Regions from separate parts of the Homo sapiens genome. Here region 1 is linked to region 2. Evidence: chromatin loops called from intact Hi-C (ENCODE). Cell type or tissue: mammary epithelial cell. All regions are shown on one strand.

What was found. Hi-C counts contacts between places; a loop is a spot of excess contacts. Peaks named below come from ENCODE experiments on the same cell type or tissue, not always from the same donor. Only the 100,000 strongest peaks of a DNase experiment are listed, where the experiment ranks them.
Region 1: it touches region 2 in a loop (2.8-fold over the local background); 1 of 110 quality-filtered maps calls a loop at or near these places.

The regions. Positions count from the first base shown.
Region 1 is chr2:170,121,581-170,125,580 of GRCh38, reverse strand. No RefSeq gene overlaps it. Among named protein-coding and RNA genes, the nearest start is that of MYO3B, 55 kb to the left of the region's middle. In mammary epithelial cell, a CTCF peak has its summit at 1,803; a DNase peak (open chromatin) is centred at 2,160; H3K27ac peaks cover 1,919 bases.
Region 2 is chr2:170,309,715-170,313,714 of GRCh38, reverse strand. All of the region lies in intron 7 of MYO3B (myosin IIIB), which reads right to left. Among named protein-coding and RNA genes, the nearest start is that of MYO3B-AS1, 39 kb to the left of the region's middle. In mammary epithelial cell, no CTCF peak of the experiment used is centred here; a DNase peak (open chromatin) is centred at 2,364.

The sequences.
Region 1 (4,000 bases), 190 kb after region 2:
CCATGGTTTTTTCTAGAGCTAACTACTTCCCACCACAGAGACTATACATTTCTGAGTATTCTACCTAATGCTTTGAGAATTCTGATGGTTTCCAATATGGCTGGTAGAAAGAAATACTATTCTTGGCCCTGTACAAACACTAGATATCCTTTTGGGTGATTCTTTCTTTGGCCCTGTGTAGTTTTCTCATACACATGCACTGATTAGTACTCTGCCAATACACAAGGGCAGCCCTCTGCAGATCTCTGGAATTCCTTCTCTGTGGAGCTCTTTCCTCCCCAGCAGTCCATCTATGAACTCTAGCTGCTTTGGACTTCACAGACTCTCAGTTCAGCCTGTTCAATTCAAGGAGTACACCAGGTTCCATTTGGAATTTTCTTCTTTGCTCTACAGCCTGGAAATGCTCAATAAAGTAAGAGTAATTATAAGATTTATTTTATTTGTTTCTTATTTCTTTGTGATCACTGTCCTTTGTAACTTGATAACCACTGTCTTGAAAAATCACTGGATTATATATTCTTTTCACTTTTTTGGATGTTGTTTTTGGCTGTTTCAGGTAAGATGTAAACGTGGTCTGTTATTCCATCTTAACCAAAAGTGGAAACCTCTATTAGCAATTTCAAATTTATAATGTGTTATGATTTCTATTCCCATTCTTAATATTCACTTTTCTACTTAATTTTCATTTGTAATTTTGTGTTCTTTTTCTTAAAGAAGGCCCTCAACCTTGGGTCCTTTACTCAAGCTCTTGAGATGAACCACCTGGTTAGAATTCTGTCTCCACCACTTGGTAGCTTGTGACCATGAGGAGCCTCAGTACCTCAGTTTCTTCATCTATAAAATCAGAATGATAATAGGAATTACCTCATGATGTTGAACGTCAAGTGAACTATTACATCTAAACTACTTAGAAAAAAACCTGGAACATAGAAACCATTCAAGAATAGTAACTGACATTTACTATTCTTGAGCATCATTAATGTATAGGTGGTACTATAAATTATGGGATCATTTACAGAGAGTGTGAAGGCTTAGGATGGAACCCCACATACATGATGAGAGCAGAGTGTAGACCACAGAGAAAATAGAGCAATGACCAGAAAGCAGGAACAAGAATAATATGGTGTCCTGGAAAACAAAGTAGGCAAACATCCAAAGGAGAGGTTAAACATCAGAATGAGGACTTAAAAATGACCCCTGAATTAGGCAATAAAACAGTCATGACTGATGCTGTGAAATGGGGGTATAAACAGGCTACATCACATATGTTAATGAGTATTAATTGAGATAATTCATGCTAATTCCTTAGCACAGGACTTGGGACATACGAAGTGTTAAAAATATAAGATATCTTAATTGTTATTGTTAAATATGTTTGCCTTTTGTGTCACTGGGCCCAGCCCTTGTCTTACCATAGTATATCAATATTAGGGCAGATACAGAGTCTCTTCTGGTCCCACTGTCTCTATTTGCTTTGTCTCACCACCCATACCCCAAGGTATGACACTAGAAATCCTTCTGTCAAGCAAACACAAGCACGTTCATGCATGCACACATACACACACACCGCATACTACACACATGCGACACACACACATCAAAGTCTGTCCTGCAGGATCCTTTTTTTTTTCCAAGGGCAGTCATTTCCCCCTACTCTGACACTCCCAGTCTATCTTATTAAAATAGTATAGATGTCATGAACAACTACTACTTCCTGTGGATTCAAAGGCCAAGGCCAATCCTGGGTCACATGGCCGCATTCTTTCCGTGCTAGGAGAGATACTTGGGCCCCTCTGGCTTCTGTAGGGAGAAGTACAGCCCATCTTTCCACCAGGATTTCTTCCAAGTAACAAGGGAGATTCTTGGCAGCCAAAGACTAGTGGCTGCTGTACCCTACAGCCACCCAGTTCCAGGGGTTTAGGATGTAACCAACCAAATCAAAAATAAAAATTTTGACAGCCTTGGAATTTAGACAAAACACCTTGAGTTATATTTCCAAATTCTCTTTTTAATTTGGGGAGGCACCAAATCCATTTGGTCACTTGTTTATATGCCTGTATAGATTCCAGGTGAAACATTTGGTCCTTGTGGTTCTGATTCACTGCTGTGTGAATCATATTAATGCTATTTGCATTAATAGCAAGGAAGGTCTATGTTGAGCCCCAAATTACCCCTTTCAAGATGGGAAGTATAATTTGTACCAAGAGTCAACTGATTAAAACCCCAAACACACCTGTGTTCACACTGAAAACCTGCTACCCAGGCTTGTTTGAACTTCATGCTGTGAGTCATTCTAGATGACTAAGTCTCCAAGTACTTGAAAATTCAATCATGTATACACAAAACTTAAAAATTTTAGTGACTTAAGACAAAAATCTTTCTAAACAAATACATTTCAACTTCCTTAAAGTGAACATAATTTTACCTCCTCTTAGAGACTTGGGGTCATCACTGAAAATATCAATAAGTGGCCCAGTCTAGATTAGGTGTAAGAGTCTAAGGGTTATTTAACCCCACACTAAATGGGCCCAGGCTGTTGGTTTTGAGTTCTGGGGACTATTTCAGTTTTTCTGTCTCCCCTCTTGTTGGCACTTGTCATTTCCTGCTGTTATCAGTTTATCTGTCTGTAGTAGCTTCTCCCACATTTAATTATTTGCTGCTTTTTATATTTAAGAGCTTAGAAAACTTATTAGAATTATGTGTAAAGTTAGTGTAAATGGGTTCCAAATGGAGATTTTACATGTGAATAAATTAAAGTTACTCTGAGGCTTTTTCTGAAAATAGGTTGGGTATAAATAAATAAAACAAGTGAAACATTTTGTGACATCGATTTTGGCCTCTTTGGTGATTTGCTGGCTTGTTTTGTCATTCCTGGCCATGTCCTACACTGGTGGGCAGTAGGAACCTCACAAGGGGACTAGGCTTCAGGTGTGCTTCACTCGCTCCAAAACGTCATGGGTATCAGCTGGGTTGGAAATGGAACCAGTCACTTGGATTAGCAATTCTTGAAATACCTCAGGGAAAGACTTGCCAATGACTGTGGCAGGAGGCAGAAGAGCCAGGGGAGGAGGGGGAGGGAGGGGCAGAAGAAGGCACCCTCACAATTTCCTTACTCCTTATAGAGAATTACTAAAAGAATGAGGACTTCCCCATCCCTGAGGGAACTCTGGTCCATAAGTTTGGCTGTGAGTGGGGTCCCTGCCCTCCAGGAGACGTCGGGCTACGAGACACCACACTTCCATCCTGCAGAAATGGCTTCCAGACAGGGCTTCTTCCTCTGCTGCCTCTCCCTGCAGTGCACCATCTAGTCACTGGATTTTTCTGTACCAGGAGAAACCCCCAGCCCAACATTTCAGTATCATCTTGGGGCGCATTTTCAATGGGTGAGTGAGGTGCCAACCATTTAATTCCTTATACAGCAGAAATCTCAACTGTCCCCAGAAGCCTGCACACTGGCTCAGGAAGAGCCCTGCTGCTCCTGTTCCCCCAAAGTCTCCTGGCGTAAGACTGCAGAGGCACCCAACCATTCCTTGCACTGGGACATTGCTCAGGCAAATGGCCCTCCTCAGGCTGTGAGGGGCCCTCTGGGGAGACAGGTGCTCTTGTCCTGGAACACACACTCACATCCTAATCCTCTGTCCCCAGGTAGGCTGGCCTGTGAGCTTCTTTCCAGCCTTTTACAGCCTCTGGGCATTTCACACTTACCTGACCTATTTTTACAAGCTCAAGACAGAGGGCATAGAAAAGTGTGGAATCACTCTGGGGTCTGTGGTGTGCTGGTTCTAAAGCTCAATGTCAAAGTGAAATTCCACCTTTTAGTGGATTCTAATGAATGTCAGCTCATGTTTCTTTATTTTTCTTTTCCTAGAGTGAAAGGAAAGAAAGGTTTTTTTCTTTCAGAAGAGTCTAGATTCTATATTTACAAAGATCTTAAGGGCTATATATTTCCTCAATGACAGGAAAAGTAAAGATTTTCCCTATTCACCCTATGAGGACAGAA
Region 2 (4,000 bases):
GAGGAAGAGAGGCCCTGTCAGAAGAGGGGGAAACAATACTAAATGAATTCAGGATATTCTCAAAGGAGCATTTTGAAGAGATCATGCTTGCTGACATTAAAACTGATTCTAGGGTCCAGGTGGCTGGCTGCATATCTGAATAATGTAGGTCCCTTTCAGGAACATTTTGAGTGTTCAAGTGCAGAGATGCTATCACTGGATCAGAGAGCAGCAAGATTAGACATAGACCAAGGCTGGCCCTGAAGATGGGCTCAGCTGTAGGTTTTTCCCTCTCTTCATCTGGAATCATTTTTCTAAGGTTAACCCCAACCCCTAACCTTTATTTATTTATTTTTTTTAGTATGTATATGGGGAGCTTTCATGTACTTACTGAGCACTATGTTTGGCACTTGGCCATACATGTTATCTACATGCCTCACATAATCCATATTACTCCCCTTCAAGGGAAAGGTCATAACCCTTATTTTACAGAGGGGGAAAACGAAGTTGAGAAAGGTGAAATAACTATCTCAAGGATGTTAAGTATTAAGGTGAACAACCCAGGCAGGCCAACTTCAAAGTGCCAAACAGTGCAATATTTTATTTCTTATTACAGTCAAAAAAATCACAAATTTAGAAAGCAGGAATGCCAATTACTGGGAGTAGAAGAAGGGGCAATGCTAATGCATTTATTACATTTGTCTAAAACAGATACCCAGTTGTCTAGGTCCTTCAATTCCATAATGGTTAAGAAAATAAAACACCATGATTATATCACAAATGAAATATAAATAGTTCCTCTATGTGTAACTTAGAAACATTTGCAGGTATGTAGGTGAAAATCAGCACTCCATAGAAGGCACCAAGAAACTCATCAGCTTTAAGTGTAACCAGAATTCAAACAATAATTGTAGGGAAACATGCCCCCAAAATTGTACGTAGGTGTGATTTCCCTGGATACCAAACGGAAGTGATTTCAACTGGCCTCTAACCCTCAGTGAATGTGGTTAGAACAGTGGTCTGCAGAGCTACCAAGCAAAATAATCAGAAAAGTGTCCCTTATCCTTAGCTAATTGCAAAATAAACATTTCTATTCCTTCCCACCAGCCTTCCACGCAGGATTCACTTTGATGGCATTTGCCTCTTGGTTCAGATCAAACTTAGATCACAATTTAAGAACTGGTTTATTAACACCACCAGCAAGTCCTTTGTCAATGGGGTCAGAACCCTTGCCTAGGCAATGACATGACATCTACTCACATTTAGTCAGGGATTTCTTTGTTCAGCAATACACTAAATAGGCACAGTCATCCCCTACTAAAAGCCAGGAGCTGTACTAAATATTAGGGGAGCCATTCTCACACTCAGTGCTCATAGATAAGTAAATGGACCATTAAGTAAACGCTGTCTGGATGAGTCAGAGAAGGATGCTCATGTCACATTTCAGCTCCCTTCTATCAATTTACCCTGTCCCAGACCAGTCTTAAAGTAGTCATATCATGAAATCACAACAAACCTGAACTGTAGTCTAGACACATTTGTGACTGTGAGAAAAGATGAAACCTTGAAGAAACGTGCATCTTAGGACACTTGGTTCTGTGAGTGGTAGAAGAGGTTGTGCAAAGAAATAAGACATAGTCAGGAGCAAATAAAAAGTTACCCCGTGCGAAAAGCAATATTGAAAAATAAGAAAAGAGCACTCACACTTTCTTATTTCAACACCTACTACAAAGCAACAGCAATCAAAGTAGTGTGATTACCGGCATAAGAAGCGACGTACAGATCAATGGGATAGAATGGAGGGTCCAGAAATAAACCCATATATTTGATTGATTTTCGACAATGTTGCCAAGACCATTCAATGGAGAAAGAATAGTCTCTTTAACAAACGGTGCCGGGAAAACTGCATATACAGACACAAAAGACGAAGTTGGACCCACACATTACAACAAATGTAAAATTAACTCAAAATGGATCAACAACCTAAATATAAGAAATAAAACCATAAAACTCTTAGAAGAACGCATAGAGGTAAATCTTCATGACCTTGGACTTGGCAATGGATTCTTAGGTATGACACACCAAAAGCACAAGCAACAAAAGAAAAAAAAACTGGATGTCATCACAATTTAAAGCTTTTATGTTTCAAAGGACATCACCAAGAAAGTAAAAAGACAACCCACAAAACAGGAAAAAATATTTGTAAATCATATATCTGATAAGGATCTAGTATCCAGAATATATTAGAAAAAATCTTAAAACTCAGCAACACAAACAGTTAAATTTTTAAGTGGCCAAAAAACATGAATAGACATTCTTCAAAGTAGGTATACAAATAGCCAAGAAGCACATGAAAACATGTTAAAACACCATTAGTCATCAGAGAAATGCAAATCAAAACCACCAGGAGTATCGCTTTACACCCACTAGGATGGCTATAAAATGGAAAACAAAAAGTGTTGGAGCAAATGTGGAGAAATCTGAACTCCCATACATTGCTGGTAGGGATGTAAAATGGTGCAGTTACTGTAGAAAATGGTTTGGTGGTGGTTCTTCAAAAGGCTAAAACACAGAATCGCCCAGCATTTCCACTCCCAGATATATAGTGAAAAGAACTGAAAACAGGTATTCAAACAAGCATACACACATGCATGTTCACAGTAACACTATTCACAATAGACAAAAGGTGGAAACAGCCCCGTAAACCAAAAATAAAATTCTAAGGCCCCGCAACCATCTGAATGGACTTCCTCCTCAGTCAGGGCTCTTTTAAAATTTAACCTGAGAGACTGTTTCAGGCCATGATGGGAAGTGGGGGGTCTAACATGCATCATTATACATCTCTGGCGTTAACATTAACACAGACTTTAAGTCTGATAAATAAGAACTTGGGTCTCCACAATCCTTTATCTTAACCCAGACATTCCTTTCTGTTAATCCCAGGTCTTTAGACATATTCAACCAGAAAATGTTTAAATTTACCTATAGCCTGGAACCATCCCCCACCTTCAAGTTGTACTGCCTTTCTGGACCAAACCAATGTATTTCTTTTTTTTTTTTTTTTTTTTTTGAGATGGAGTCTTGCTCTTGTCGCCCAGGCTGGAGTGCAGTAGCACAATCTTGGCTCACTCCAACCTCCATCTCCAGGTTCAAGCGAGATTCTCCTGCCTCAGCCTCCCAAGTAGCTGGGATTACAGGTGCCCACCAACATGCCCAGCTAATTTTTTGTATTTTTAGTAGAGATGAGGTTTTGCCACGATGGCCAGGCTGGTCTCAAACTCCTGACCTCGGGTGATCCGCCCGCCTCGGTCTCGCAAAGTGCTGGGATCACAGGCATGAGCCACTGCGCACAGCCCAGTGTATTTCTTAAATGTATTTGATTGATGTCTTATGCCTCCCTAAAATGTATAAAACTAAGCTGCACCCCAGTCACCTTGAGCACAGATTCTCAGGACTTCCTGAGGGCACTGTCACGGGCAATCATCACTCATGTTTGGCTCAGAATAAATCTCTTCAAATATTTTACAGAGTTTGACGCTTTTCGTCGAGAGCTCAAATGTTCATCAATGGATGAATGGATACACAAATTGTGTTTATAAATCAATGGAATATTATTCAGTCATAGCTCAGTCAGGATATAAGTACTGATCCATGCTACAATGTGCATAAGCCTTGAAAACATTATGCTAAGTGAAAAAATCCAAATACAAACGGCCATACATTGTATAATTCCGCTTATATAAGATATCCAGAATAGGTAGAGGCATAGAGACAGAATGCAGATTGATAGTTACCAGGGTCTGGGAGAAATAGGGAATGGGGAGCAACTGCTTAATGAGTACACTGTTTCCTTTTGGGGTGATGAAAATGTTTTGGAACTAAACAGAGGTGTTGGTTGCACAACATGGTGAATGTACTAAACGTCACTAAATTGTTTACTTTAAAATGGTTAATTTTATACTATGTCAATTTCACCTCAAAAAAGAAAATCCAAAAACTTCAAATTAAAAAAAAAAGATGT